7 separate regions of the Mus musculus genome follow, and regions 1, 2, 3, 5, 6 and 7 are each linked to region 4. A link is a loop called in an ENCODE intact Hi-C map of the cell type or tissue named here. Cell type or tissue: left cerebral cortex. All regions are shown on one strand. Region 1 overlaps Pou6f2 (POU domain, class 6, transcription factor 2). Region 2 holds the start of Vps41 (VPS41 HOPS complex subunit). Region 3 has its middle 28 kb from the start of Gm24018. Region 4 overlaps Vps41 (VPS41 HOPS complex subunit). Region 5 has its middle 43 kb from the start of 4930448F12Rik. Region 6 overlaps Pou6f2 (POU domain, class 6, transcription factor 2). Region 7 has its middle 18 kb from the start of Vps41.

Region 1 (4,000 bases), 480 kb after region 4:
AATGCCCTGAAGTTTATTCATAGATGTACCACAAGAGTGCTGCATACTACCCACCAGTATACATGCTATGAAGCATCTACAAACTCAGGTTAAACGTTACTCGTTCAAGTGGTCCATAGCCAGCTCTCCGTCACTACAACAAAAGAACGTAGACACTTTTCTTGTCATATTAAAGAGTTTTCTTGTTGTCTTTCATACTGTTAGAGGTTCCAGTCCATGATCACTCAGTTCCATTAGTCTGAGATCCCAGTGAAGAGCACATCATGGCACAGTGTGTGACAAATCAAACCTTCTACATCATAAGCTTGAAAGCAGAGATAGTGAAGAAAAGGCCAGGGTCCCACACTAAGGAACAGGCTGCCAATGATTTAATGACTTCACAACATTCACTAGAAAGGAAGTCTTGCCATACTGTAATTTACTGATCAAATCTCACCACCTCCTGTTTCTCCAACTGAAGATGTGTTGGAGTACACATGTACCAGTTTACAAATTATGTATGGTGCTGATGCACCACAGTGGCAAAGTCCATATTGGTGAGCCATGTAGCTCACAAAATCCAAAGCATCTACTATTTGGCCCTTTACAGAAAAAGCCTATCTTGTAAGATCCCTACATTACAGCTATAAACAGAGGGGAAGGTCATTTGTGGACAAGCTGCCTTTATTCTGATGGGAGGAACTGGTTTGCTCTATTGTGATAGCCTATGGATAAGCCTGAGCTAGACTCTGACAGCCGATGACAGTAAGAACCTCCTCTCAACCGGAACCACGTCACATGTCCACTGAGAGAAAAATGGCCAACTGCCAATGATACACTCACATAGCAAACTGGCACACAACAAGAAAAGATCAAAGTTCACCTACTTCCAGGAGCATGACTGAAGCTGGGAAAGGTGGATATAGAAGGGTACGTCCTATGTGCTCACCTGCATAAAGTGCCAGGACAGACAAAACTAACTCATGGTGATACAAGTTAAAATAACATGGCAAGGGTGGTGCCTAGAGAAGGGTGCAAGGGGAAGCACCTGGACTGCTCAGATCTCATGTACCTTCATCAGATAGGGCAAGATGGTGAAGAAATCTAATGGTTTAGTTGGGTTAAATTAAGTGTGCTTTCCACATGTGGTAGGTGTGTCTGATTCTAAGCTGCATGAGTATGTGTGCTTGTGTGTACCCGCATGCATGTGTATATGGGTATATGCATATACATGTGTGTGTGCATGTGTAGGGGGAGAGAAAGACTGGGAGAGAGAAAGAGACACACAGAAAGAGAATGTTCTTAGCTGAAGCTATCAAAGTATGCCTCCTGATTGCACCCCCAAATAGTGAGGGAACGTGTGCTAGTTGTCCTAACGATACCTCAGTTTCTCATACTGTAAAACAGCCAGAGGGTGTAGGCCTATAAGTATCTTTATCTACAACTCAAAAATTCTCAATGAAGCAAAGATGTTTTCAGTAACCCTTTAGTGGCAAAATTATTCTTAACCTGTATCAGGCTATATATAAATTTTATTTATCTAACTTCATGTAGAAAGAAAGAGGTAGACCTTTTACATTTTTATTTTTATTTGTGTGTGCTTGTCTGTGTGTGTGTGTGTGTGTGTGTGTGTGTGTGTGTGTGTGTGTGCCTGCATGTGAGCAAGTATATCCATATGCATGAAGATACAGACAGAAGCCAGAGAGTGCTTGGACCCTCTAGAGCTTTCATTATAGATAGTCATGAGTCACCTAAAATTGATGGTGATAATCAAACTCTGGTGTTCTGAAAGAGCAGCAAGTGCTCTTAGCCACTGAGCTATAAGAAAGAGGTTTAATTGCCAGAATATTAGTATGCTTGACTGCCTATGCTATCTCGACCATAGTAGGACATCATGTAATAAATAACATTCATAACTATCGCGTATGTGAATACATTTGCACTGAAGCATCTAGACTGAGGACTTCAAGTAAGGGTTGTGCATTTATCCTCTCCTCACAGAATTTACAGGGCTTGATGCTATGCCTGAGGGTATTATCACAGTGTCTGGCCCATACAAGCTCTTAACAAAGATTCACCTTATTATTATTGTGCTCTCTGTTCTCACTCCAAGGAAACCTACAACAGTAATTTTTCTTAGGGCCAGTTGACATCAATATGAAAACTATCCCATGTCAAGTTTCTAAGAATCATGGCCTACACATTTTCCTTTAAGCAAACTTTTAAAGAAAGGAGTAGAGAGGTTGTGAGGACTGTGGCCCCCTAGGGGGAGCCAGCCACTAAATCAACACCTGGAGGAACTTCACAGGTCTCTCAAGCTTTTAGATTGTATTTCCAAGTGACCTTAGACCAGAAAAGTGCTAAGTGTTCTTGGACAGCATTTCTTGGCATTCCCTGAGGAACTAGGAGGGGAGTTTTATTCCGTGTGGATTCTGTCTGAGTTTAGAAAATCCACCACTTCCTGCATTTGATCTGGGCTAGACATACCTGAACACCCCACTGAAGGGCTTCCTTGTAATGGTGATTTCTCCTCTGGTACTAGTCTATATGTTTACTTACGCAGTTACATGTCTGTTCAAGTCATCTAAGAATAAGTGAGCGAATAAGTTTGAAAACAAACAGCATTTAGATAAAAATTCAAATGTTAAAATTCCGAATGAGTGATCCAAAGAAGTCACAGAAGAATTTTCTAGAGATATAACTGTACTGGAAAGAGGAGGTCACTAACATAGTGACATGTGACTTAGACCTGAGTGACGTCGACATGCATCAAGAACTTGTGAGGCATTCCATGTGTGAGATAGCTAAGTCAACCAGAAAGAAGTCAAATAGAATACTGCATCTTGTACTGACAGAGGAACACTGGCTGAAGACAGCAAAGGTCATCCAGGGACAGTATTTAAGAACTCATTTGAGAGGATATCTTTTGTTGCTTAGTTAATTGAGTTGTAGGCCTGATATTGAGAAGGATTTTCTTAGATTTATTGACCTACACAGTCTATAACATATTTACCTTTTTTAGTATATACTTCTATAAGATCTGGAAGACACTATAATCCAGTGTAACTACCACCACTGTAAGATTGAGAGTTACATCCTGTCAAGCTCCTTTTGAAATTAACCATCTATGGTCCTCAGCTCTTAGCCAACCATCTATATTCTGTCTCAATTGTCTGCCTTTTCCTAAAAGTCATAACCATAGGCATCCCTCAAATCTACCTCCCTGAATTTCACATACAGACCTGAAGAATGCCCGTTCTGTAGTAGAGGGTAACTTCCTTAGCATTGGACTTCATTGCATGACTTCAGGATTAATCCATTCACCAGCGTAAGAACATCTGCATAGTTTTTCATTTTTTTAGCACCTATGAATAAAGACATTATAATCATTTGGTTTTCTTTTTTCTGTGAATATACTTTATATTTCCCTTAGGTAATATTGAGAACAAGATTACTGTTAGATGTACACTAAGTGCCAGCAGTTTTCCAAAGTGGATGTATGGTTTGATAATCTCATTAACAATGTCTAACTGGTGCTGTGACTTCATGCCCTTGTCAGCACTTGGGGTTATCAGTTTTGGATTTGTTTTTTCTTTCTTCTTATCCATTGTTTTTAGTTTAATCATTCTGAGTATGGGTAGTAGCTCACTGAGACTTTACCTTCTCAGATGGCTACTAATGGGCATTTCTTATTGTCTCATTTGCTTCCTCTATCTCCTCTTTGAAAACTGTCTAAAGAAAAAGATTACAGATTTTCTTCTCCTTGGATTGTCATGTGGTAAAATCAAAACTGCAGAGAGACAGATCTAGGCCTAGAATAGACGTAATGTGAAATTAAAACCAGATAGAAGAGTACTTCATAAAGCAAGCATGAGCCGACTGAGAAGGTCTATAGCTACTGAGCAGCACATTTGCAGTGACAGATACTGAGTATGAAAAGCACCAAGTACAATGCCTGCCAGCATCTTGAACATCATAGGTACCATTATTCATGCTGCCCCAGATATATGCAGAAACATTA
Region 2 (4,000 bases), 93 kb after region 4:
TTCATCTTGGGAGAAATTTTGCACTTACAGGACAGGGTACCAAGAAAATGTTTTGCCTCACTCTGTAATTTGTCATGATAGTTCATTTAAATACACATGCCAACTCCTAACATACCCAGTAAGAAGAAAAAAGGATGTCACGGTTTTCAAATAATATTCAAGGTGCCAAAATATTAGCAGCACCAATCCAGACTTAAAAAAAAAAAAAGAAAAAGAAAAACCTACTCATGTTTAAACTAATGATATGAATATTATTTATTTATATTTTGACATAGCAATTTTTATGAATTCATAAAACAATTTATGAATGTCTGCTTCTTTCTGCAACAGGCAGTAGACTACTGGTCTTTCTCAAGGCTGCCCTGATAGCAATGGAGAAGAATGCATTTCCTAAAAGTACATCAGCTGTGAAAACACTACAGCAGGAATAAGGGCTAAATGGAAAACCATGAAGATGATAAGGGCTATTCCACATCATAAAGTTTTTATATATATATATACACATACATACATATATACACACACACACACACATATATACACACACATATTCATATATAAAATTTAGACAGGTTCTTCAGCATATTTTAAGACACAAGGTAGTGTGAAGAAAATGTGAGCTTTGGAGACATGACACTAAAACATTATAGATGTAAGCATGAGACAGTTCAAACTGACTGCATTTCAATTCATTTCTCTGTAAAATTCAATCATTTAATATATTAAGTATTAAGCAATATCCCAATATCAGCCATCAGTAATGAATAAATATTTATCATGTGGCAAGCAGAAGTGAGAATATACAAGGAGAAATAAAAAGCTTAAGATCATAAGTATTATGTAGACGAACATCAGAAGGTGGTTTCAAAGAATGAGCCACAATCGGAAAGCACACCATCCCAGAGGCCTGAGGACAGTAAGGGAGAAGGCCTTGTAGACGTCAGAGATCATGAAAAGGGGCAGTGTGAGCAAAGGTCCTGCGTGGGTACAGGCCTGGACTGGTTACAGAATAGCAAGAAAGGCAGCATGAGACAGAGTGGCTTACAGAGTCACAGAACCGAGGAAGGGGTGGATACTCAAGGCCCTTTAGGGTGATTACAATATGGGCACTGTTTTACCACAGTTTGGGACAAGAGGATTTAGGACATGGAGGCTGTATATGACTTCCATATCAGAATAAATATTTACCTCACAGAATTCTTTTAGAAGGACCAAATGCCATGTGTGAGGATCTTTTTAAGCTCGAAAGCACTGCACAACTGTGAATCAGGTTATCTGCCTGATTTTCTACATTTTAACATCAGACAGCCTTGGCAAATTCCTCTTCTGCATGAGTGGGAATACAAGGGCTACTCCATATTTCTATCACACTGGGTCTAATCTAAAAACTTAACTTGGATGTTTGTTTTACTACAAAACCACAACTGTATTTCAACGTGAAATGAAAATGCTCAATGTGAAAAGCCACCTTGCAGTAGTCAAACTAAGCAAGGTCTGCTGGGAAGGAAAACTCTTTTGCCTCGGACCTGCACTGCAAAAGACAGTTTGCACAAATGATAGTAAAGAGGCTCTTGTTAACGTAATGACAAAACCCAAATTTTTCCTTGTCAAATTCCGTAACTTTTGGCACACTCAAAATAAAGCACAGATGTGAACAGTAAAAAGTCCACTAGTAAATGTCTCTTAGGACAGTAAACAGAGCATCACCATGCATGTCTTAAGGAACATCACAGAAACTGGCAAGCAGGGCATTTAATATATGAGGGGGAAATATGGTAGATGATACATACATATATATGCTTCTATGTGTGTGTGTGTATACATATATGTATATGCATATACACACATACACATATATACATATACTTAAGGAATCTCTTCCGAGTTTTAGCCTGAGTCTTCTATTTTGTTAGTTTCATTTAATTTTGTCCTTCGCCCTATATCAGAACGTCTGTATGAAAAAAAGGCAATAATTTGTACTCAGCACCTCAATGCCACTTCTCAGCTATAGCTGGACGTTTCCATCTACGTCTTGCCAGCAACGGGAATAATCCTTAAAGCCTTGCATAGCAGTCTACTCTTAACTTGCCTTTTTCAAAAAATCCCATTTAACATAAACCAGAAGGGCTGAGCCCAGGCAAGGCCGGCTCGGACAGAGCGGGTGTGCAAGGCGCTATCCGCGCGGAGAAGGGCCACCCCAACTCGCCCGGTCAGAGCTGCCACGTTCCTGGCACTCCGCGTCCCAGAACCCCTCGCTCGGGTCTCCAGCTCCCGGCTGCCCCGAACTAGTTCTGCCAGCGTTTACCTGCTCCTCTGCTTCCGCCATAGCGCAGCCTGAGAGTCATGTGACATACCCGGAAATAGGAGAAAACAGCCCCTGGGCCACAGCCTACTGGGAAATGTAGTTTTTCCCGCACACTAATCTGGTTCCTTAGCCAGCTCTCATTTTTGCTCAACAGAGACACCACTATATCTATAATTAATGCTAAATTGTTATTTTGTTGTTGGTCTACGTTCTGTTGTTATTGTAGCATTAAGTTCTTTCTATTTCAGGCTCCCGTTTACAGTAAAATTATGAATTATCTCATTTTCTATTTCAGGCTCCCGTTTACAGTAAAATTATGAATTATCTCATTTAGTCCTCCCTGTGATCCCTCCTGTTACCGCCATTAACAGGGGAAAGGATAGTAACTCGGAGATTTCACTAAACTTACCTAAAAAGCCTAGGTTTAGAACCTATCCCTCTCCGAAGTCTAAGACTACTATATCAAATGTTCTTTAGTCTGATATGTTGTTGTGCCTGCCCACTCACTTTTTAAAGTGATAGTGACTATTTATATAAAAAAAAAAAAGTCTACAGTGGAAAGTGAGAAAATAATGTGTATTCCTGCAAAGATTTAGTATCTTGGTACATTAAATTGACATCTTTCATTTTAATTTAAAATTGAATTGTATAGATATTTTGTCTGCATGTATGTCTGTGCACACTTAGGAACCTCGTGTCCTCAGATGTCAGAAAAGCATATCAGATTCCCTGGAATTACAGATACATATATTTGAGAGCTGCCATATAGCTGTTGTGAATCAAATCTGGTCCCCCGTTAGAGAAAAAATAGCAACTGACATATGAATATAGAAAATTATAAATCTCTATTGTTTAATTGCTTCGTAACTCACATTGACTATCTTCAAGATACAATGTCAGATAATAATTTGTAAATGTAATATGAAAAACATCATTTAGAAAACTTGAGCTATCCTATGTTTCAGGACAAAGTAAACTATCTTTCCTATTCTGTGGGAATTCACTCATCTTATCCACTGATAGCCATTGTCTGTTTATTGTCTTAAGCAGCTGGCAACTCACAGAGGGCAGCACAGTTGGCAGACTGTGGCAGATGCCTCAGTGCCCTTTCGTTCCCTGTAATTCCCACTGACAGTAGCCTAGTAGGAAGTCATATTCTTAGTACTCAGCATTTCCCTTAGTCTCTAGATGTTGCTTTCTCAACTCATGGTCTTCAATGACCTGGAAGCCATGACGATGTCATCTTTCAGACTCTTGTCTTCTCCCAAGAGCCTTAATAAACCTCCAGCTCTTCCTGAGGCCCCTCTTCCAGTCTGCGCACCAAGCAGCTAATTTGGACACCCACAACCAAGGGTCCAAGGTCATGTCTGATCGAACAGAATTTTATATATGTTATTAAGCCACTCAGGCCCAAACAGCACTCATGGTGGACTTCAAGCTACTGAAAGACCTTGTTGTGAGAATTTTTTTTTAACTGGCAGGTGCCTAGACAATCTATCTCCTTCTTTCTAAGGTACCAATAACAAACCAAACTTCAGACCCATCAAGCTCCCCTGGGGAACCAATGAGCTTATTGAGCTTACAGAGCATGGGTGAAGGGCTACTGCCTGGAGCACAAGTGGCCCCAAAGCAACCACAATGGAAAGTTTTTACCCTCCCTGGCTGAAGACTTAACCATAACAATACATGGGTTTT
Region 3 (4,000 bases), 970 kb after region 4:
TACTGTATGTTGGGGAGGGTTTGGGTGAGAGCACCTAAGAGACATGCAGATGAGAATACGGGCTGGAATCTGCTTATGCTCTGGTTTCTGTATCACCCTTGTTCTTCACCAAGTATAGAGCATATTGCTTGTCTTGTTGTATTGTGGATGTTGGGTACCCAACGTGAAGGACGTGTGAATGTTGATCATTGTTGCTTTCACCTGGGCTTAGTCTGAGGAAACAGTAGCTGTTGGCAGCCTTCTTCTTAGAACCATGCTGGAAGGGCTGACTCAGACAGACATAGACCCACAGGGACGAGCTCAGGGGTACAATCATATCATATTGATGGGATTTGAGTCCTATATTCAACTTTATGGCAGGTTGTGGTGGTTTGAACGAGATTGACCACATAGGCACATATATTTGAATTCAGAGGCAGCTAATTTTTAAGGGTCTGAAATATGTGAGTATGTTTCACCATACACTCTCCAATCCTGGGCAGTCATGACCAGTGAAGCAACAGTACCTAGCAGGGTTCTTTTTATTTCAGTACTCCAAAAGTTGGCAGGTGTGCACTCTGTCTCCATGGCTGCCTAGCTTCTTCCCTTGGCAACGGCACCTGGATTCACCCTGATTTCCATCCTGAGCCTCTGATTCATCCCGGGTAGGCCTGTTTCCAAGTGATGATGATGACAAAGATGATGACGATGACAGCAACGATGATGATGACTGTTTCGGGCCACATTTGAGGATAAGTAGTCTCTTAGTCAGGAGCACAGGCTCCCAGGCCAGACTTCATAGGTTGGACCTCCCATTCACCCTCTGTTTGCTGTGTGACCTTGACAGTGCCTTGGAGCTCTACCTAGAAAACGAAGATAAAAATAGCAACGACTCGAGGGGATGATAGCGAGGATTAAGTAAGTTCAGATATAAAAGTACAGATGGATCTATAAATACCCTGTCCATAAAACTACACATAACGAACGTTTGCTATTCTTTTAATTCTGAATATGATTTGTGGCTCATTTATTGTGTAGCGAGTGCACATTGGAAACTATTCTCGGTCTCCAGATCTTTTGCATTCTTAAAGCCTAGAAGACATGCTTAATTTGTCAATAATTAGTTGGTTTTCTCGTCTCTTCATTTTGGACCCTTTGTATACTCTAGAGCGGTACCAAAAATGCGTCTGAAAAAAGATTATGATAGAAATATAGAAAATGTCTTCTCTCTATGTATATACATTAACATATAGGAATACACACACACACACATTTGGAGAAGTCAGCTTTCTGGAGATGCTTAAGTTTAATTTTCTAGTTGTCCATGAGGTGGCAGCACTGCTCTGTAATTTTGCTGGAGAGTATTGTCCACTCTCGCCCATTGACACAGACTGGCTGGCTTGTTTGGATTTTGAACATGGCTTCATAGATCTCAGATTATTTCACACCCTTATTTAGACTCAAGTTCATCACCAATGTGGACAAAGAACACTTTCCCATTGAATGATACTATTGTCTCTTCGTGGCTTGGAACACAATTTCAGTTTGGCCCAAAGTGTCTCAGACGTGGTCCTCAGGAGGGAGGCTTGTGTGCAGTGAACGCAGTGAAACAGGTCCTCCCAGAGGTCCTCGGACCTGACAGTCCAGGTTCGAGGTCAGGAGTGTCATCTTAGGAGACCAGTTCCTCACTTTCCTGCCCTGAGACCCACCCACCGCAGGAAAAGGATAGAGTGTGTCAGACCAACCTGGTGACCTCTGCTCTCCTGAGTTCCTTGTTTTTCCAGGAAGAAAAAGGAAAAAACAGAACATGCGATGTCAAAAGATAACAGGGGACTGGAGGGATGGCCCAGCGGCTCGTTTGCTTGCTGCTCTTGCAGAGGACAGTGTTCAGTTAGTTCCAAGCACCCACAAAAGGCCTCACAACTGTCTGTGAGTATAGTTCCAAGGGATTCCAGGCCCTTTTCTGACTTCCGTGGACTTCGACAGGCAGATGGTGCCCAGAAATTCAAGCAGGCTCACATGCACATACATAAAAAAAAAAAAGTTAATCTTTAATGAAACCAAACTAGGCTATATTCAGATCCCTTACAGCCATGTCAGTTTTTAAGCATCACGATGACGTCACTGAAATTCTATGCCCCAGCAGGTTTTTCCGGGTCTGGCTGACTACTTTCTTACACCTTTGTTTGGGTGGAACCTGTCACTGTAGAAAAATCTTTTGTTTAATTGAAGTCCAAGGGGATTTGTTCTGGGAAAACTTTTGGAGACAGAGTTATGGCGCCCTCTGGTGACTCATCGTAGGCATAACCATCCTGGTTTCCATTTCTGACACCAAACAATCCAGGTTTTGCTTTTTGAATCCTATGTGCGCTCACTTTGAGATTGTTAATTTTCACTTAATTTTGGGATCCCCAAAGTAGATGTTATGAGACTATTTATCAGCAACGTGTAATCAAAGCAGAATTGAAGAGGAAAAGGTGTCTAGAGAGCTGGTACCTGCAATCCTAGGCCCCTTACCCCATCCTTTTCTGGAAGATAGCATAAGTAAATGACTTTCTACCCAGTCGTACAGACCATGTCCTTTGAGGATTCTGCCTCCACCAAAGCTTTTGCCAGTGCCTTGTTTGATAGTGGTGCCAGGTCCTGCTCTTTATGCCAGGAAGTGTCACCAGTAGGTAACACACACTTTGCACAGCGGCCAGGGAGCCATTGCATCGACCTTGGTGGTACCCACAGCTGCATTCCTTATTTGCAGTCTTAAACATGCTGAATTGCAATCTTTAAAGTAGAGCTCACGTGTTTCGGAGAAATCCTTAAGTGACTGCCTAGCAAGCCAAAGTGTGGACATGACAAACTTGTGGATTTGGAAGGTGGATTCCAAAGGCAGGAATCAGTCTGCACGGTTTGCTTTTTTGGTTCCCGGAATGCACTTCAGTCTTTGGGTGTGCTCGGAAGTGCTCTACCATCATAATACATTCCTAGACCCAGTGTCTGTTATTCTTCTGCCATAAACACACTCTCTTATCAACCGCACTCTACCTCTGTAGGTCTCAGCAGTATTCTGGGTGCACAAGTGTGAACTTCCTCATTTTCTCTCTGAAAAATGCTTCCCAATTCTCCCCGTCCTTAACTGCAAATTCAGTGTTTGTAACCAGACTCTTCGTTAAGCAATGTTATATTTTTAAAGAAACAAGTTTAGTTGGGCATGGTTCTGCATGCCCTTAGTTCCAGCACTGGGGAAGCAAAAGCAGGCCGACCTCTGTGAGTTTAAGACCCAACCTTGGCCCCAGTCCCCCAAAGTATCTTTCGTCGCCTTACCCTAACGTCTACCCCTCATAGACTTTGTGAGACCAGCTTGAGCTGCTACACCTGGCTGGAGCCAAAAAGGAGCTGAGCTCCACTCCCGCTTGCATTACCTGCCACTCAGGCTGGTCCACTGGTTCTACAGGCTCTGACTGACACAGGGACCATTGCCTCTCTATCAGGCACACCTGACTGCTAAAAGAACCCTGGCTGGGTGAATAATCTCCACCTTAGCAGGGAAGAAATGTAGACCAGCAGACTTGGGAGGTTAACTATCTTTCTCTAGGAAAAGCCTTGCCGTTTTGTTTTGTTTTGTTTTGTTTTGTTTTGTTTTGTTTTGTTTTGTTTTGTTTTGCTTTGCTTTGCTTTGCTTTGCTTTGCTTTGCTTTGTTTTGTTTTGTTTTGTTTTGTTTTTTTGAGACAGGGTTTCTCTGTGTAGCCCTGGCTGTCCTAGATCTCACTTTGTAGACCAGGCTGGCCTCAAACTCAGAAATCTGCTTGCCTCTGCCTCCTGAATGCTGGGATTAAAGGTGTGCACCACCACCGCCCGGCTGCCTTTTTTTTTTTTTTTTACTAGCCCTGACACCTTTTTGCCCCTTTGATGGACTGTTATTCATAGTTTAAAGCAACCCAGAGACTTACTAGCACAACATTTAGATTTTGATCATTTTTTTCTTCTTCTGGGAACTGAGGCCTGACCCAAAAAAAAAAAAAAACT
Region 4 (4,000 bases):
TCAACACCTTTGACTAAGCCACCAAAATCAACCACACGTTCCATAAACAGCCAAGGAACTGCGGTGGGATCATGGGAAACTAAAACAGAACTCAACAAATACAGCATCATTCTGAGAACAGAAAAGGGCAATTAGTTTGCCCATCATAGAAAAGGAAAGCACAGCTGGGCGTGGTGGCGCACGCCTTTGATCCCAGTACTCGGGAGGCAGAGGCAGGTGGATTTCTGAGTTCAAGGCCAGCCTGGTCTATAGAGTGAGTTCCAGGACAGCCAGGGCTACACAGAGAAACCCTGTCTCGAAAAACCAAACCAAACCAAACAAAAAACAAAAAACAAAAAACAAAAAAAAAAAAAAAGAAAAGGAAAGCACATCTTAAAGTCTGTACTTGTAAAATAAAGTGGTGCTTCATCCTAGCACCACAGTGTTCAGATGAAAATATCAGGTTTGCCAGAAACCAGTCATGAGTACAATAAATCTGTAATGATTTGGATTTAATAGAAAGACCAAGTAAACGACCTTGATGGAAGTTCCCCAGCCAATAATGAGTGTCACATTGTCCTTCCAGCAGAGGCTGCAGGGGTACATGTCTGGGCGAAGACTTATGTCATCTCGGGGCACATTGCTGATTCTTTGCTTTGAGGTGATGTCAAAAACCTTCACACCCTACAAACCAAAGCAACATTAAATTAAGTGTCTTGTATCTCAGAGAGGGATCGAGCAAAGCAAGACGTGTCGCACTCAAACCCATAACGCTGTTCACTGGGCACGCCCAGGAGCCATACAAGGCCATGGACTTTCTTTATACAAACCCTTTGAGAACCAAAGCTGCAAGGCTCCTTTCTGGACAAAGGCTGTTATTAGTGGAGGGCGTAAGTAACACAAATCCAGCACAAACATGTTTTGCACAGAGACACCAAGTTTGCTTTCAACCTGATAGGTGGCGAGCATTTCTAAAGGAATTCTTCGGAAAGAGAATGAGTTTTAGTTTTTCAGAAAGCTTTGGGTCTGAAAACCCATCCATTCAAAGACAACATGTGACCCTTCAGAGTGCTCAATGGAACCTTCAAGTGCCTCTGGCTGATCAGGAGCCTGGAGACTGGCTGTTGTGAGGACAATCCCAGCAGCAGGGTTGAACTGAGACAATGTCAACTCTTTCTGACCAAATGCAACTGATTTTCTCAGCTACGTGTTGAAATTTCAGAAAACATGACAGATATGAAAAAGACTACTCTTTAAACTTCCTCCAAGCCCCACTTTACATAAAATAAACTTTAAGTGCAATACTGAGAGTACAATACACTTTTCAAATGACAGGCCCATGATTATACCTGGAGTAAAGAGGAAGTCACAACTTGCTTCTCTCAGTGCTCATGAGCGCCGGGTGAATGGCATTTCCAGAGCACATGCCTGAAGCAGCCCTGCAATGATTAAGGTGGCTTTTCATTTTCTTCGTTGCTCTGTGCCTCACTTTCTTCCTCTAAAGAGATTTTAGTCCACAATGTGTTGGGAATTGCTGTAGTATGAAAACCCAGGCGATCTGACTTCCTTAAGCTGAGGTGTGGTATCAATCACCCATACCTATCAGAATTCTAACTCCACCGAGTCTCTGTCCTGCCCTTTCCATCTGGCAATCTGCTGCCACTGTGCAAGTGCTAGAGAGACAGACAAGTGCCTTTACCATATTGTTGGCCCAAGCAATCAGATGGCCTCTCCACTTCACACTCCTTATGTTTCCTTCCCCTTCGTGTAGCACAGAAGACTTCCATCTGTTCATCCAGGTCCGTTCAAACAGCAGCAGCTGAGGACACAGCAAAACACAGGCTTTCAGGTCTCCAGAGTCACACAGAAGATCCTTCACTCATCCTCTCTGCCTGTCAGTGTTACCAAGTGACAAACAAGCCGCTCTCAGTATTTTTTTATGCTTATTTTAAATAGATACCCTCGTTTTGGAAACAATCCCCTACATATCTTGAACTGCCTGAATTCCTATTTAAATTAGACGAGCACTGAGGATATGACAAGTCTCAGCCACAAGATGGCACCAAAACACCACGACTCGGGGCAAACAATGCCTTAGTGAATCCAGCTTCAGGACGGCTTTTCAACTGGGAACTAATTAACTGTGTAAACCGGGAAATCAGAACCTTTTAAGTTTCTCACTGACAAAGAGAGTCATCACAGGTTCAACTGCTTTAGTTGGAAGCGAGCATCTTTTTTTTTTTTTATTTAATCCAAAGCAAATAATGTGACATTATCTTTTTAACAGTAAATCAAATCACAAAGTATGAACCATTTGCTTTAAGATTTGGGATCTTTACATTTTCCACAGTAGCTAGACACTATATAAAGATTAGAATCTATTGTGAAGTCCCACTGACTATTTTAAAATAAAATATAACTGGTCAAAACTCCTTAATTCTGAAGAAGACACAGGTCTGATAATTCATCCACTGAGAACATATTCTTCTTGATATACTCAACTTCAACTCTTTAAGCAGTGCCACCTATAGCATGTATCGCTGAAAGCACAACAACCAGACGTATGTGTGTTACTGCTGTCTGCTACACTGAGGACAGAGGCTGAGAGAGGTCTGGGGTGAGGCGGAGATGAGCTTCACTATTGTCGGCCTAGAATGCTGGTGTAGATAGAGTTCTTGGTCTACTATCCCTCTGCCATCATACTCTAGGATTGTTGGCAGGTGCCACCATTCCTGGCAAGAGAATTTTTAAAATTCCTTTCAGTTTACCTCAGTGTTTTGTGTATCTACTACCAGGCCCTAAGTATAAGGGAGGAAACATCAGGGGCAACCTAGAAATTGATGCTATACAATTAAAGTTATATATGACAACCACAGATAAACTAAAAACATGGCAACTACTGAGCACAATATGGAGATGGACAAAATCAGGACTATCAGTCAGTGTGTCTGTCTATCTACCTACCTATAAATATCTGTCTCTATATGTGTATTATCAATATAAAGATACTTAAGATATTAAAAATACTACAAAATAGTATTTTCTATGATACCACTTAAATATGAATAAATAGCCACATAATAAATATTTACACAGAAAGTAGTATAGAAATATGAAGCATATATTACAAAGTAATCATAATTCTAGAAAAGGGTATGAAGAAATCTTACATAGAAATTTTTCTAATTATTCATGTGATTTTTTTTATAATGTTAACTCATTAATAAGGATGAAGTCCACGTTTTACAACCAAGTTTAATTTAGGGAGCTGGATGAAGCGATAAAAAAACATACTGAAATCTTAAAAGAGGACAAAAATGTGCTTCCAAATTAATTTACAGAAGCCACCACTATTTTTTTAATTAAAAGATCTTTGAGAATTTTATGAGAACTGTATTTACATGGCTTCTACTTCTCCTTCCTCTTCCTCCTGAATTCATGACCTCTCCTTTAATTATTGCTACACACACACACACACACACACACACACACACAAGCCATCGTACAAGTACAACCTGCAGAGTCTATTTAGTGTTGCGACTATGTACATGTGATAAAGGCAGACTGTCTGGGCCTGGAGAACCTATCATGAGTCCTGACGAAGACTGAATGAAGGAGATGTCACAAGACACTATCTCTAGATGAAGAGGTATAAGCAATTAGTCACAATCCTTATTTTAAAATATACCATCAGCTTCTTCAGAAAACCATTACGACTTGCTGTAAACAGAAACAACATTCAGATTCACTCCACAGAGCTCCCTGTGCTACAATCAGTTTGTTTGGGGTTACCAGAGGAAACTGAGGCCAGCAGGGTCCTAGCTTCCCTTTGTCCTGTTCTGCTTCCAGGAGTTCTGGCAGGAAGAGAAGGAAGGAGACCAGAACTCAGATGTCAGTCCATGTCAGCTTTGGTTCAGACCTGTAGCATCTGTGTAACACGCAACAGGGAGAGCAAAGATCCTCAGTGAGGGTTTCGTAAAGACAGAAAGTCCCAGGCACTGGAAAAACAGAACCAGGCTGA
Region 5 (4,000 bases), 750 kb after region 4:
AGCAAATGTTCTAGCACTGAGTGACACCTTACACCACTCCCAGCCAATTTTTAAAAGATAGAGTCTCACAAAATTTTCCAGTCTAGGCTGGATCTTGTTATGAATGTATCCCAGGTTAGCATCACACTTGCAGTCCCCCTGACTCAGTCTCCTGAGCAGTTAGGATTACAGATGTATACCACTGTATGCAGCTTAAAACCATCTCTTGGAAAATATAATTCCTTCTTTGGTCCTACTGCTCTCACAGACTAAATGTGTTTCAAAATGTGTTGAGGGCAAGATAATGCCTTCAATAATGGTTTCAAGGCCAAATGTTAAAATAAATAAAATATACATAGAAGACTTAAGAGAACAACTTCCTCAGATTACATTAGCCAAGTAGCTGCCACTGAGCAAAATCTGTGGAACAGCTGGCCTTCCCCACTATTTCTCCCTTGACCAAAAGAGGACCTTGAAATGAAGAATGATAGACCAATTCCTGCCTCTAGTGTTCCTGGAGTATCTGGAGAGTTCCAGGCTCAGACTAAAAGCATGACTATTATGTCAACAGGGATCACAAGGAAAATTCACTGTCTGATGTCTGGGTCAAATCAAGGAATCCAAAATGGTAACTGGCTGCTATATGATGAGATAGTAGAGGCAGGTATGATGTCATATGCCTAAAACCTCAGCATTTGGGAAGCTGAAGCAAGAGGATTATGAGTCGAAAGCCTGGGCTATATGGTGAGATCCTGTCCTGGAAGGGGTGGAGAGGAAAAGAGAAAAAAGAAAGAAAAAAAGAAAATATTCCCCATAATGCTACTATTTTCATAAAGAAGTGACCGCAACCATTTTGCGAGGGATTCATGTAAATCATATGTCCAACTACTGCCCTAAATTTTTATTAGATTTGAAACTCAGAAAAGAAAGAGCTGGTAACAAAACACTGAACATGCCTTTAAAACATCCCTCTTCCCACATCTATTGCCAAAGCCACTTCCCATAGACCCTGCATAAGTTCTAGCACAGCTCTGCCCTCCCCTGTGTCTTAATTCCTTCCAAGAGTGCTAGTCCTTGATTTTGGTTACTTGTGTTTCACAAGCTCCTGGAATTTCCGTTTTTTGAGTGGCAGGGCTTTCTATTCCACTCTTCTTACCTCTGCCATGCCTTTGAAGGCCAGTGGAAGGATTCTACTGTGTTAAACTGTGGTGTCTGTTGAAGGATTTTAGCCCCCTGGTACCAGCACTAGAGAAAAACCCTTCTGAGCATCCTGGAGATCCCTAAGCAAGGGGACTTGTGCTCATCAATAAAGCCCAAGTTGATGAGAAGGTTTTTCAGGTGATGTGTTCTGTGTTCCTGCATAGCTAAGCGGTGAGGGAAAAGACCAGACCATTCCTAATGTAATTTCAAGTGAGATTTGTTTTCATTTTCTCTTAGAAAAACCAGGATAATTTTTAGGGACATTTGACACCCCAGGAAAATCACTGTGTATACACACGAAGAATTTCAGCTCTCCAGAGAACTCACCACCGAGAAAACTTGAGAGAATGGACCTTGGCATGTGGTGGTGATGTAAAATCGAGGGTGATGCTGGCCCTTCTTTTCTTTAACTCTGTTCTCAATAGGAACATCTCTCATCCTAGTGTACTGCAGAGGCCCAAGCACTCTATTTCCAAGCCCAGTCTTTTAGCGCCACCTGGTGTTAACTACTGTAACCACCCTTTAGCCTAATAAAAACTAAGTCTCTTTCTTAAGTACGCAAAAGTCAAGTTCATCGTCATAGGTAAAGTTCAAGTAAAAGCCAATTCAGGGATTGTTGTCCATTCAGCGCATAGCAGGACCTTGGCACACAGTAAATACCAGGATGACTGGGCACTGTGTTCGTTTTTAATTGCCATGGTTGTTTTCTAAGAATAAAAGAATTTGAAGAAGAACATAGGAACACTGATGCCTAAGATACAGTAGCTTTTCACGGTGTTAACGAGAGATTAGAGAGGTGGCTCAACAGTTAAGAAAACTGGCTGCTCTTTCAAAGAACCCAGCTTTTATACCTATCACCCACATGGTGGCTCACAACCATCTGACTGTCCAGTCCAATGCCCTCTTCTGACCTCTACAGGTACTGTATGAACATGGTGCACAGACATACATACAGGCAAACAAACAAACAGACAAAACAAAAGCAAAAAACATATACATATAATGTTTAAAAAATCGTTAACAAATTGGCTTTTAATAGAAAAAAATAGTTGTTAAGTGGGATTTTTTTAACTTCAGGAAAGAGAAACACTCCTATTTAGGCTAACCATAGTCAGATTTAGGCTAATTGTTGAGTTTCTTTCCATGTTTCATTGTGAGGAGCGGGTGTGGCCACAGCTCCAACATGGAGCCCGGGACTGCTGCCAAGTCTTATGACTGGCACCTGACTTCCTCATATCCCTCAAGATAGCCACGTACCTTGAGCTGCATTGCGCAGATGCACCAAAGATCAGATGATGTGACGAATGTAGTCCTGAGCCAATGAACTGTGCCTACGTGGACTGGGGTGAGGGGGAGTGGACTGGAGGGGATAAAGGGGGATGGCCAAGAGAGGTTGTGGCATTATTCTTTTTCCTACACATTTGTGAAGTTCCTGAATAAACTGCCTTGAGAAGGACATCGGTTTTGTCGCTTCTTTTCTGCTGGTCAGAGACGGTAGCGACAAGTGGTGGAACCCGTACGAGGATGTGATGAGTCCAGAACTCTCCGCAGTCAGAGTAGCCAGTTGGAAAGCTCCCAGGAAAGTGGAATGATTCAAGTTCTCGGTTAGAGACTATTAGGTTCCCGGATTAGGGACTATTGAGGTTCTCGGAGTGAGACAATTAAAGTTACACACACATATAGTATAGTGATCCAAAAACTAAAAGAAAAGCAATTGGTTGTAGCCCCAGAAAAGGTTCAGAAAGGAAAAATGGTGAATTATTTAGGAACTAAAATTTTTGATAGTCAAGTATCTCCCCAGAAAATTCAGATTCGGAGGGATAATTTGAGGACATTGAATGATTTTCAAAAGCTATTGGGGGATATACAGTGGGTACGTCCCTATTTGGGACTAACTAACAAACAATTACAACCATTATATAATATTTTACCGGAAGATATAGAATTAAATTCTCCCCGGCAGCTTACTGATTCTGCCCTCGTAGCGTTAAGTTTGGTTGAAAAGGGTACTCAAAAAAGGGTATCCTCTGGCAGGGCGCCCCTTTGCTATGGATACATCCCAAGATTTCACCCGCAAAAATCTTGTCTTATTGCCCTGCCTTGGTAGCACAATTGGCCTTGATTGGCCTACAACAATGTATTCAATATTTTGGCAATCCCCCTCAGGAATTGATTGTTCCATATAATATGAAGCAAATAGAAGTATTATCAGCTACTGTTGATGATTGGGCAATTTTGAGATGTAGCTTCATGGGAAAGATGGATAATCATTTCCCTAAGGATCCCATTTTGCAGCTGATTAAAGCTCATCCAGTTGTTTTTCCACAAATTACTTCTTGAGTGCCATTGCCTGATGCCCCTTTAATTTTTACAGATGGGTCTAAGACAGGCTGCGGAGCATATTTGGTCCATGGCTCCACGCCAGTAACTTTACAGTTTCCCCCTGCTTCTCCCCAAGTTATTGAGTTGCACATTGTTATAAACGTTTTTGAATTGTATTCTGAATCTTTTAATTTAATTTCAGATAGTATGTGGTTAATTCGCTAGCAGTGATGGAAATGGTGGGGAAGGTGAATTTTCGATCCACTATAGGGGATTTGTTAAATAAATTGCAATCCTTAATTTTAAATAGAAGTTCTCCATTTTTTGTCCAACACATTGGAGCTCATACAGGTTTGCCTGGCCCTTTAGCAGAGGGCAATGATTTGGTTGATAAAGCTGCTAGAGCTGCTTCTGCCTTTTTGATTCAGAAACCTGTAGAACTGGCTCCTGGATTTCATTCACAGTTTCATGTGAATTCCAAAACACTTTCTTCTCAATT
Region 6 (4,000 bases), 690 kb after region 4:
TCTTTTGTATTTTACTGACAGAATAAATTTAGTACCAGAAAGGACTTTTTAAAATACTCTATATAATTTTGTCCAGGATGCTTCATATTTCTTTTTAAAGTAAACGTAGCAAAGAATTGCTGATGGCAATTGATGTATAGAAGACCTCATTTACAGAAAATGATATCATTCAAGTCCAGTTTGCAGATGTCCCACATTAAACACAGCATGATGCCCTGGTACAAAAGTGCACCATTACAGTGGATGCTGATTGGAAGGCACGAGGTGGCCTAAGCCCACCCAGGGGTGGGGTAGTCCATAGTAATTACAATGTATCCAGCTGTTTAGGCCAGAACTGCAAAGTAACAACTGGTCTATGTTTTACCTGGACAGGAGGCATGTTGTTAACTTACATATGGGGAAAATTGTTACCAGAGAGAAAGAAGTTAAAATAAGACACAAGGGGAGATAAAAAGAGCGGCATGAGGAGGAGCTTGGCCCAGTAGCCTTCCCAGACTATGATACTAGCTGTAATATTTATCCAAAACCAACACAATGGAGAAGAAAACCAAACATAAAACACAACCGTTTTAAGTGGAAGAATATGACGACTGTTATCTTGAACATCACTGTCTTGGTTAATTTCTGCCTTAAGAATTCTGAAGGTTGGGGAAATGAATCTGGGAACAGCTTGGATCTCAAGAGGAAAAAAAAAAAAAAAAAAAGGCCTGCAAATTGCTTGTGTTTCCTGTACACCGGTGCCTCTTTCCCCTCCCCTGTCTCTGTGCCTGGGGATCTGCATGGCTGGCATGGAGCTTGCTGGGAGGGTGGGTGCTGGCTGGGACAGGGCTGGCTACCTTGCAGCTGGCTGCTAATCTGGAGTGAATTCACCCTGCCAGGCAATCAGGCAGGCAGGCAGGAGGCCCACCCTGGCAGCGGACTCAGTGTAAGACTGTTCTTTCTCAATTCTCCCCCCAGACACACCATCCTGAGAAGCCACTTTTTCCTACCACAGGAAGCCCAAGAGAACACTATAGCTAGCAGTCTGACAGCCAAACTGAACCCTGGCCTTTTGTATCCTGCCAGGTTTGAAAAGCTGGACATCACCCCTAAAAGTGCCCAGAAGATCAAGCCGGTGCTTGAGCGGTGGATGGCTGAGGCTGAGGCCCGCCATCGAGCAGGTATGCAGAATCTCACGGAATTTATTGGGAGTGAGCCATCCAAAAAGCGCAAGCGGCGCACCTCCTTCACGCCCCAGGCCCTTGAGATCCTCAATGCCCACTTTGAGAAGAACACACACCCCTCAGGGCAGGAAATGACCGAGATTGCTGAGAAGCTAAACTACGACCGGGAAGTAGTTAGAGTTTGGTTCTGCAATAAGAGACAAGCTCTAAAGAACACAATCAAACGCTTAAAGCAACACGAGCCCACCTCGGCGGCCCCCCTGGAGCCCTTAGCAGATTCTCCAGAAGAAAACTGTTAGACACACCCATTCATGGTCGGAAGGAAGCATCACAGAAACTGAGCACTACCCTGAATCTCCACAAAAAAAGAAAGGAAGGAAAGAAGAAAGAAGAAAGAATTTAAAGACTTGCCCCAGTCATCATCTCCCTTGTATGTAAAAGACTAAAAAACAAAAAACTACCAAATGGGCAGAATGGTTTATACGTGTCCGTTGGTTTTCCAAAAGGAAAAAAAAAAAAGAATTTTAAATTTTTAAACAAGAAAAATGCCACATGAAGGAGTATGTGGTAGGATCATTCGCTCCCCCACCTGCCTCCCTAACGCCGGTTTTTTTAAAGCAAACCAAATAACCACTTATTCTTTTCTGTATATGATGAAAATGTGAACACCTTTTAAGGAAAAAGAAAAAAAAACTAAACCAAAAAAATAATAAATAAATAAATAAAAGAACAAAAACAAAACAAAACAAACAAACAAACAAACAAAAAAACCCGCCAACACAAACTCGTATCTGTTCAAAGCGAATGCAAGTCTGCCACCTGGAGGAGCACTGCATCCCTTCAGGGACTAAGTGCTGCTCGCTGCAAACCCTTTTAACCAAAGTCGGAACCACTGCAAACGCTACTGCTCGCTCGCCTCTGCGTGAAAAGTTGTGTTAGGAATTTTTACCTTTGTACCAACGGAAAAGTGGGAAGCCCGCTTTCTCCCATCTTTCTCGCCTGTTGTCTGGGCCGCCAGGGTGAATGCCATTGTTGAAATCACTCTGTGTGGCTCACTGTCTACCAATTTGCTTCTTAGCAGATGAAGTAGCTTCCTTTTGTTTTGGTTTGGTTTTTTGTTTTGTTTTCTGAATTGTGTCATTTCCTTTTTCTGTTTTATGTTAGGCAGATGGTGGAGTGGAGAAACAACATGGATGGTGGTGTGTCAAAGCACTCGTGGCTTTCTTCTCACTATGAGTTGTAGGTTTGAGAAAGAAAATGGAGCCCACACCTCCCTTTCCTCCCTACTTCTCCATCTCCCTTTCATGTGGCTCCTGGGATCTTCTGGAAGATAGCAGAGGTGGGAAGGAGCCGTTTCTTCCCCACTCCCATCCTGCAAAAATGCAGGAGACACTCCAGGATAACTAGGTCTATCTGCTGAACGACTGTCAACACCCAGCAGAGGCTGGAACTGCGCTCACGGTCCACACCAGAGATTGGGATTTTTTCTCAGTCTACTAGCCACATATGTGGAGAGCTGATCAAAATTAATTCTGTAATATAAATATAAGCTGCACATATGGTTCAATACTTACATCTGTGTTTTGCTTCTGTTCAAAGCAAATTCTCTCAGAAGTCTGATAGCCAAAGAAATGTCTCAAGGTTTCAGTCCACACACACACAAGCACGTTCACACTCATCCACCTCGCAAAAAGAGAGACCACAAAAAAAAAAAATGATGGTGACCTAGACTGTTAGGGGCGGTCGAGTGTCTGTTAACCTCGTCTTTTCTGGTACTTGTTTCATCAGACAGTGTTGACAGACATTTGGAGCTGGGGTACATCTGTTCTTGGACTATATAAATGGCATAGAAATGTGACAGGCAAATTTAAGCAATTGGAACTAGGCTCTGGCTTCTTGACTCGGAAAGAAGTTTAGCAACAAAGGCTCTCCAATAAAGAAAAAATATACACGTAGCTTATAGAACACATCAGAAGAGCCTTCACTGTTAGCATATTAATTCACTTTTAAAAGAACTTCCCCCAGGCATGGGCCATGAAACCCAAGAAGGCCACCGAATAAAGGGCAAAGAAACCCCTGGAGCCTGCTGATTTTTTTTCACCCAGGTGAGGGCAGAGGGTTCTATCAAAGCAGGCAAGAGAGAACCATCAACATAAATAAATACTCATGAGTAATTAAAAAGCATGCTCATGTACTATCTAGAGGCAAATCATGAAAGGGGAAGAGATAGCCCACCTCCAGCTGCCCAGATGATTACAAAGACTATCTCCCCTCCCCCCCCCCTGCCCCAGCATGCTCTTCCCACCCAGGGGTTCTAGTTTTTTGTTCTGTTGGCTCCTTTGCTGGTTATGAAAATGGGACAATGTAATAGTCCCCTCAGATGGTCCAATCAGCAATCATAAAACTCCCAACAAGGAAGCTAAAAAACAATAATTCTGGACTAGAGTCATTAGTAACAGTGTCTCCATACCACTAGTCTGATTCTAATTGGACCACAACCAGCCCGATTAGTGCCAACAACATCCTGGTAGCATTTCACAACTGCAAAAACTGCACAAATACCAGCAACCCAGAAACCGAAACTTTATTGATTAAAACAGATTTTGTATTCTCCTAGGACCTGCTCCAAATTCCATCAAGAAAAGCTCCCCAAGAGGAGAAGTTAACAAGATAACATACGACCAATGCTAAATGTTTAAAATCTGAACCGGAAACAGGCACATGAGGCCTGCTCAGTTCTGGCATCTATGATTGGGAGAGCATAGAATAGTAAAAATATAAAATAAAACTAATCACCCAGAGTAGAATAAAAAAGAAGCGAATTCATCCCATGGTTG
Region 7 (4,000 bases), 110 kb after region 4:
CTCCAGTGGGAACTTAGCAAGCCAAGTTGCACGCTTTCTGAGCTCCAGGTCAGAGAGTCTGCCAAAGATGAGAACAAGGCCTGCTGGTGCCTTGCCGGCAGTAGTGTGGATTACATATTTTAATATTTCACGCAACAGCTCTTAATACACCGAGTCACGCCTCCAAAGCCGTAACTGTTCCTAACATCCTGACAACTTAGTTATGACCACGGTTTGTCCTTAACTTAAATATTCCACTAACTTTTCTTTGTAAGACTGTCCTGTGAAGGTTTCTGCATTGCTATCTACCCTTCTGGAGGGAGGAAGGACTTAAAGGAGTTAACCCCTAAGCTCACAAAATTAGAAAGGTTGATGACTGGAGGCGGGGGTAGGGGGGGGAGCTTTCCTGATGTAAACAGTTACTGTGGGAAGGAGAGACTCCTCCAGTGGGTAGCTGCTGGTCACTGTTTGGGGGAACTGGAGTGATGCAGTTTTGATGCAGTGTCGCCCATGCCAGTGCGGGAGACTCTGTTGATGCAGCTCTGTGAGACTCATCCGTGCTTCTTGTAACTATTCCCACCACAATCGGTAAGGATCCTCAAGAATCTCTGGCTTCCCAAACTGAATGTGAAGGGGATTGTTTCTTTAGTCTGTTGTTGCCCTATCTAGGATGGGTAGAAATATAGACTTCAGAAAAAATCATACAACAAAGAAAAAGTCTAAATTCTTCAGTGTGCATCCAGGACTGTTCAAGGTGTAGAGATTAAAATGAAGAAATAGAGTCAAACGGTATACTTCTTAAAACCTTATTTACATTTTCCTTCCTCCTGTCCATGAGTGTGGTCTAGTCTTATCTCTTCTATCTGCTACCAGTGTCATTTGGGAAAATCAATTCAGTGTTTTCATACAAGAAAGTTGAGTATCTACAACATGTAAAAATGTCTGCACCTGGCCAGAGGCACAATGGGATCAGGACCTCGCCCATCATACACAATTGCTGAACTTTTTACACATCACCATGAATCAAGTCAGTGGTCTTCCCAGCAATTGCAATAGCATGGAAACGCATTTGCTATTACCAGTCCCCTCACCAGAAATCTGTTTGTCTCTGCCTCCCAAGTGCTAGGATTAAAGGTGTGTGCAACCACTGCCCAGCTTATCTCATTATCTTAAGTCAACAATCAAGTCTGTGACTTTTTCAGATGAGCAAGTTGAAATATGGGAAGTTTATATGACTTACACAGTACACACAGAAAAATGCCAGCCTCAGGATCAGAAATCAGGCCTTTTGTCGGGCATCTAATATTCACATATAGAGACATATGAACAGAATATTAAAATAAACAGAATAATAGATAAAGAGTAGAAGCTAAAAGCATGGATATTTACATTTCTCAAACAGAAGAGATTTCTTAGAGAAAAACATCACATTGGCAGAATTGGCAAAGAATGTGCTTTAAAAAAATCATAAACCGCATTCTAAAATAAACATCTCTGTTCTATTATAGACAAGTAACCTCAGATTTTATTAGGAGATCTAAAAGGATAGGATCATAGTACATACACAGTAAACACAAGAAAAATATGCTTCTACTAACTCAGCGTGCAGGACAGCAGACAAAAATGTACGTGCTTATGAATCTTTCTCCCGTTTTCCTTCATTGCCCAGCTAAAAATAGGAGTATACAAGAGTTACGGTGAGTTTCTCAGCCTTTGCCTGGAACAGACTAAACACAGACCCTAAAGAGCCAAGTGTGGACTCAGACAAAACAAATGTATATGCCAGGGGCCCCTCCCCAGTGTTCTGTTCAGAAAATTATCTAATAATGGTAATGAACCTGCTTTTAAGCTTAAAAAACAAAAAGCAAAGAATGAAGAAATAGAGTGTGTTCCCTCCCCAGTGCTTGTAAGATCCTATTAAAAGTTAGAGAATAAAACTTCCTTCTCTAGCAATGTTGCTTTTTCCCATTAAGTAAATATTGATTTCCCCTCCCCCTTTTGATACAGGCTTCAAATCACCAGCGCTCTCTAGGTACACTGCTCTGTGTGTTGCCTACTGCTAAGCAGCCAACAGGGGGTGCTCTCTGCATATTTTGACGAGGGGAAAATGGATTCAAAATGATTTTTTTAGATCTTACTCTCTCTTATTTTCAAAGCACAAGTGAAGACTGCGTCTCTTCAGAAACACAGAAAGGTTTTGGCATATGTGTGCAGAGCAAAGCAAGGAAATGCGTCGGCCAGTTGACAGGAGCTGGAGAGAGATCCGACACATGTGCAGGAAGTGTGAATTAGAGGCTCCAAGGGAATTTGGTCCCTTAATAATCTGAGCCCCTGTTCATCAAAATGAGCCTAAATTTTCTGGGCTATAAAGACTAAGTTCATTGTGCAAGTTATGCGTATTTTATTTCATGAATGTAGGCACAGAATGAATAGAGAGAGAAGGCAGGCAAACACCACTGTAGTCCTGTGATTTTAGCATGACCCGATTTGTTTTTTTGTTTGTTTGTTTGTTTTGTTTTTTGTTTTTTGTTTTTTTTTTCCACATCTGGAGTGCAAGAAAAGGATAATGCATCCCAATGAGCTTTTCTGAGTAAAGTTGATGTCCAGATGGCAAACAAAAAACATGCAGCATTTTGCTACATAAAAATTTAAGCAGATGTGCAACATTGAAATATCTAGTCATGATGTTTGAGAAGGCAGGCTTACACCTGGAAGCAGACTCTACAGTAGTTGCTCACCTGAGACATAGACACTTGGAAAGCAAGGTCGTTTTAAATTATCCTCTTCTGAAGACAGGTGACAAAGAGCAGAAGTAACAAGTTCTCATTAGAAGAAAACTCTGCATGTGACCAGACTTGCAAAATGTACCAGAACATATAATTCATAAGCCACACGTGTATGTGGACATTTTTAGAAATAGTTACTACTGATTTGTGTTTATCACACTAATAAATAAAGTTTCAGAATTTTTAAAGGCTTTATTTTGATTTACACAGCAAAGATCTGAGAAAGAGGGGTAGCCATGGTCATTATTCAATACATAACACAAGGAAAACCGTGCATCTTAGAAACATTTTGTTTTCTCTTTCTGGAGTCTAAAGAACTTCCGGCTAAAAGACATATTTTGATTAAGATAATATTTTTCCCTAATCAATATTTTTTACCCCTGGGTTATTACTTTCTTGAAGGCTTCTCTGCCTTTTCCCCCTTTCTAAATTAGTCCATGTAGCTTATAAGAAACCATCAGCACTGCCATACACCACCGTTTACATTAAATCTTTCCCTTAATATTTACAGCTGGGTGGCAGGGCTTGTCTCTAGCTTTTATAGTCTGGCATCAAATCTTGCAATGTGTGTTTTATACTTAATTGGAGTGGGGATAGGAGCACAGGAGCAGAATTAGCCATTACTGAAATAAGCCTCCTGTTGACCGGTATTCACATTTCCACATCGGGTGGCTAACGGTGAATACTCCTTGGTGGAACACCATTTGGAATGTGATGTGCTTGTTTTACACATGTGCCCAGTGCCATTATATATGTGTTCAACACCTACAACAGTATCTGAAGACCTACTCTGGATTTCTGAACTTAACTCATTGCAAACATGATAAACACTCTGTGGGCCAACATGGGAGAAAGTTCCACATTTTGAGTAGTTGTGGTCACAAATAGGGAAAGAAGGAAACGGGTTGATACTCTACCTTTCACTGTGTTGATTTCCTCCATAACAGGGTCCTCTACTTCCTGAAACACTCCTTGGCTGCACATCTCTAGACACATCCATACTGTGATGTGATTCCTAAAATGGAGGCTCTAAGTTATATGATGCCTTGACATACATTGAAATTGTGAGTGCCTTAAATGGCTGGTCTAACCATACAACAACAAAACAAAACAAACAAACAAAACCACCCTGTTGTATTTTATAAAAAGCCAAAGATATGTTTTATAGAGCACAGTATGGTGAGGTGGGAGGGGTGCCTCGATGGGCCCATGCTGAAGCATCCCCCCTGAGGTAA

Evidence for each region. Hi-C counts contacts between places; a loop is a spot of excess contacts. Peaks named below come from ENCODE experiments on the same cell type or tissue, not always from the same donor. Only the 100,000 strongest peaks of a DNase experiment are listed, where the experiment ranks them.
Region 1: it touches region 4 in a loop (2.4-fold over the local background); 3 of 42 quality-filtered maps call a loop at or near these places.
Region 2: a loop joins it to region 4, with 2.6 times the contacts of the local background. A loop is called at or near these places in 6 of 42 quality-filtered maps.
Region 3: a loop joins it to region 4, with 4 times the contacts of the local background. A loop is called at or near these places in 7 of 42 quality-filtered maps.
Region 5: it touches region 4 in a loop (10-fold over the local background); 33 of 42 quality-filtered maps call a loop at or near these places.
Region 6: a loop joins it to region 4, with 7 times the contacts of the local background. A loop is called at or near these places in 10 of 42 quality-filtered maps.
Region 7: a loop joins it to region 4, with 2.5 times the contacts of the local background. A loop is called at or near these places in 5 of 42 quality-filtered maps.

The regions. Positions count from the first base shown.
Region 1 is chr13:18,331,036-18,335,035 of GRCm38, reverse strand. All of the region lies in intron 3 of Pou6f2 (POU domain, class 6, transcription factor 2), which reads left to right. Among named protein-coding and RNA genes, the nearest start is that of Gm46402, 14 kb to the left of the region's middle. In left cerebral cortex, a CTCF peak has its summit at 2,243; no DNase peak of the experiment used is centred here.
Region 2 is chr13:18,715,642-18,719,641 of GRCm38, reverse strand. Vps41 (VPS41 HOPS complex subunit) reads right to left here and starts at 2,350. Exons shown (of 29, transcript NM_172120.4): 1 at 2,306-2,350. The coding sequence starts at 2,326. In left cerebral cortex, no CTCF peak of the experiment used is centred here; a DNase peak (open chromatin) is centred at 2,347; H3K4me3 peaks cover 1,750 bases; H3K27ac peaks cover 900 bases.
Region 3 is chr13:17,835,987-17,839,986 of GRCm38, reverse strand. No RefSeq gene overlaps it. Among named protein-coding and RNA genes, the nearest start is that of Gm24018, 28 kb to the right of the region's middle. In left cerebral cortex, CTCF peaks have their summits at 1,309 (motif pointing right) and 2,274 (motif pointing left); DNase peaks (open chromatin) are centred at 641, 1,321, 1,787 and 2,256.
Region 4 is chr13:18,808,230-18,812,229 of GRCm38, reverse strand. Vps41 (VPS41 HOPS complex subunit) reads right to left here. Exons shown (of 29, transcript NM_172120.4): 8 at 1,679-1,798; 9 at 517-663. Among named protein-coding and RNA genes, the nearest start is that of Vps41, 93 kb to the right of the region's middle. In left cerebral cortex, a CTCF peak has its summit at 2,043 (motif pointing right); DNase peaks (open chromatin) are centred at 1,766 and 2,019; H3K27ac peaks cover 318 bases.
Region 5 is chr13:18,055,092-18,059,091 of GRCm38, reverse strand. No RefSeq gene overlaps it. Among named protein-coding and RNA genes, the nearest start is that of 4930448F12Rik, 43 kb to the left of the region's middle. In left cerebral cortex, a CTCF peak has its summit at 1,682 (motif pointing left); a DNase peak (open chromatin) is centred at 1,670.
Region 6 is chr13:18,122,624-18,126,623 of GRCm38, reverse strand. Pou6f2 (POU domain, class 6, transcription factor 2) reads left to right here. Exons shown (of 9, transcript NM_175006.2): 9 at 958-1,664. The coding sequence ends at 1,462. Among named protein-coding and RNA genes, the nearest start is that of 4930448F12Rik, 24 kb to the right of the region's middle. In left cerebral cortex, a CTCF peak has its summit at 1,982 (motif pointing left); DNase peaks (open chromatin) are centred at 903 and 2,013.
Region 7 is chr13:18,696,915-18,700,914 of GRCm38, reverse strand. No RefSeq gene overlaps it. Among named protein-coding and RNA genes, the nearest start is that of Vps41, 18 kb to the left of the region's middle. In left cerebral cortex, a CTCF peak has its summit at 2,044 (motif pointing right); a DNase peak (open chromatin) is centred at 2,078.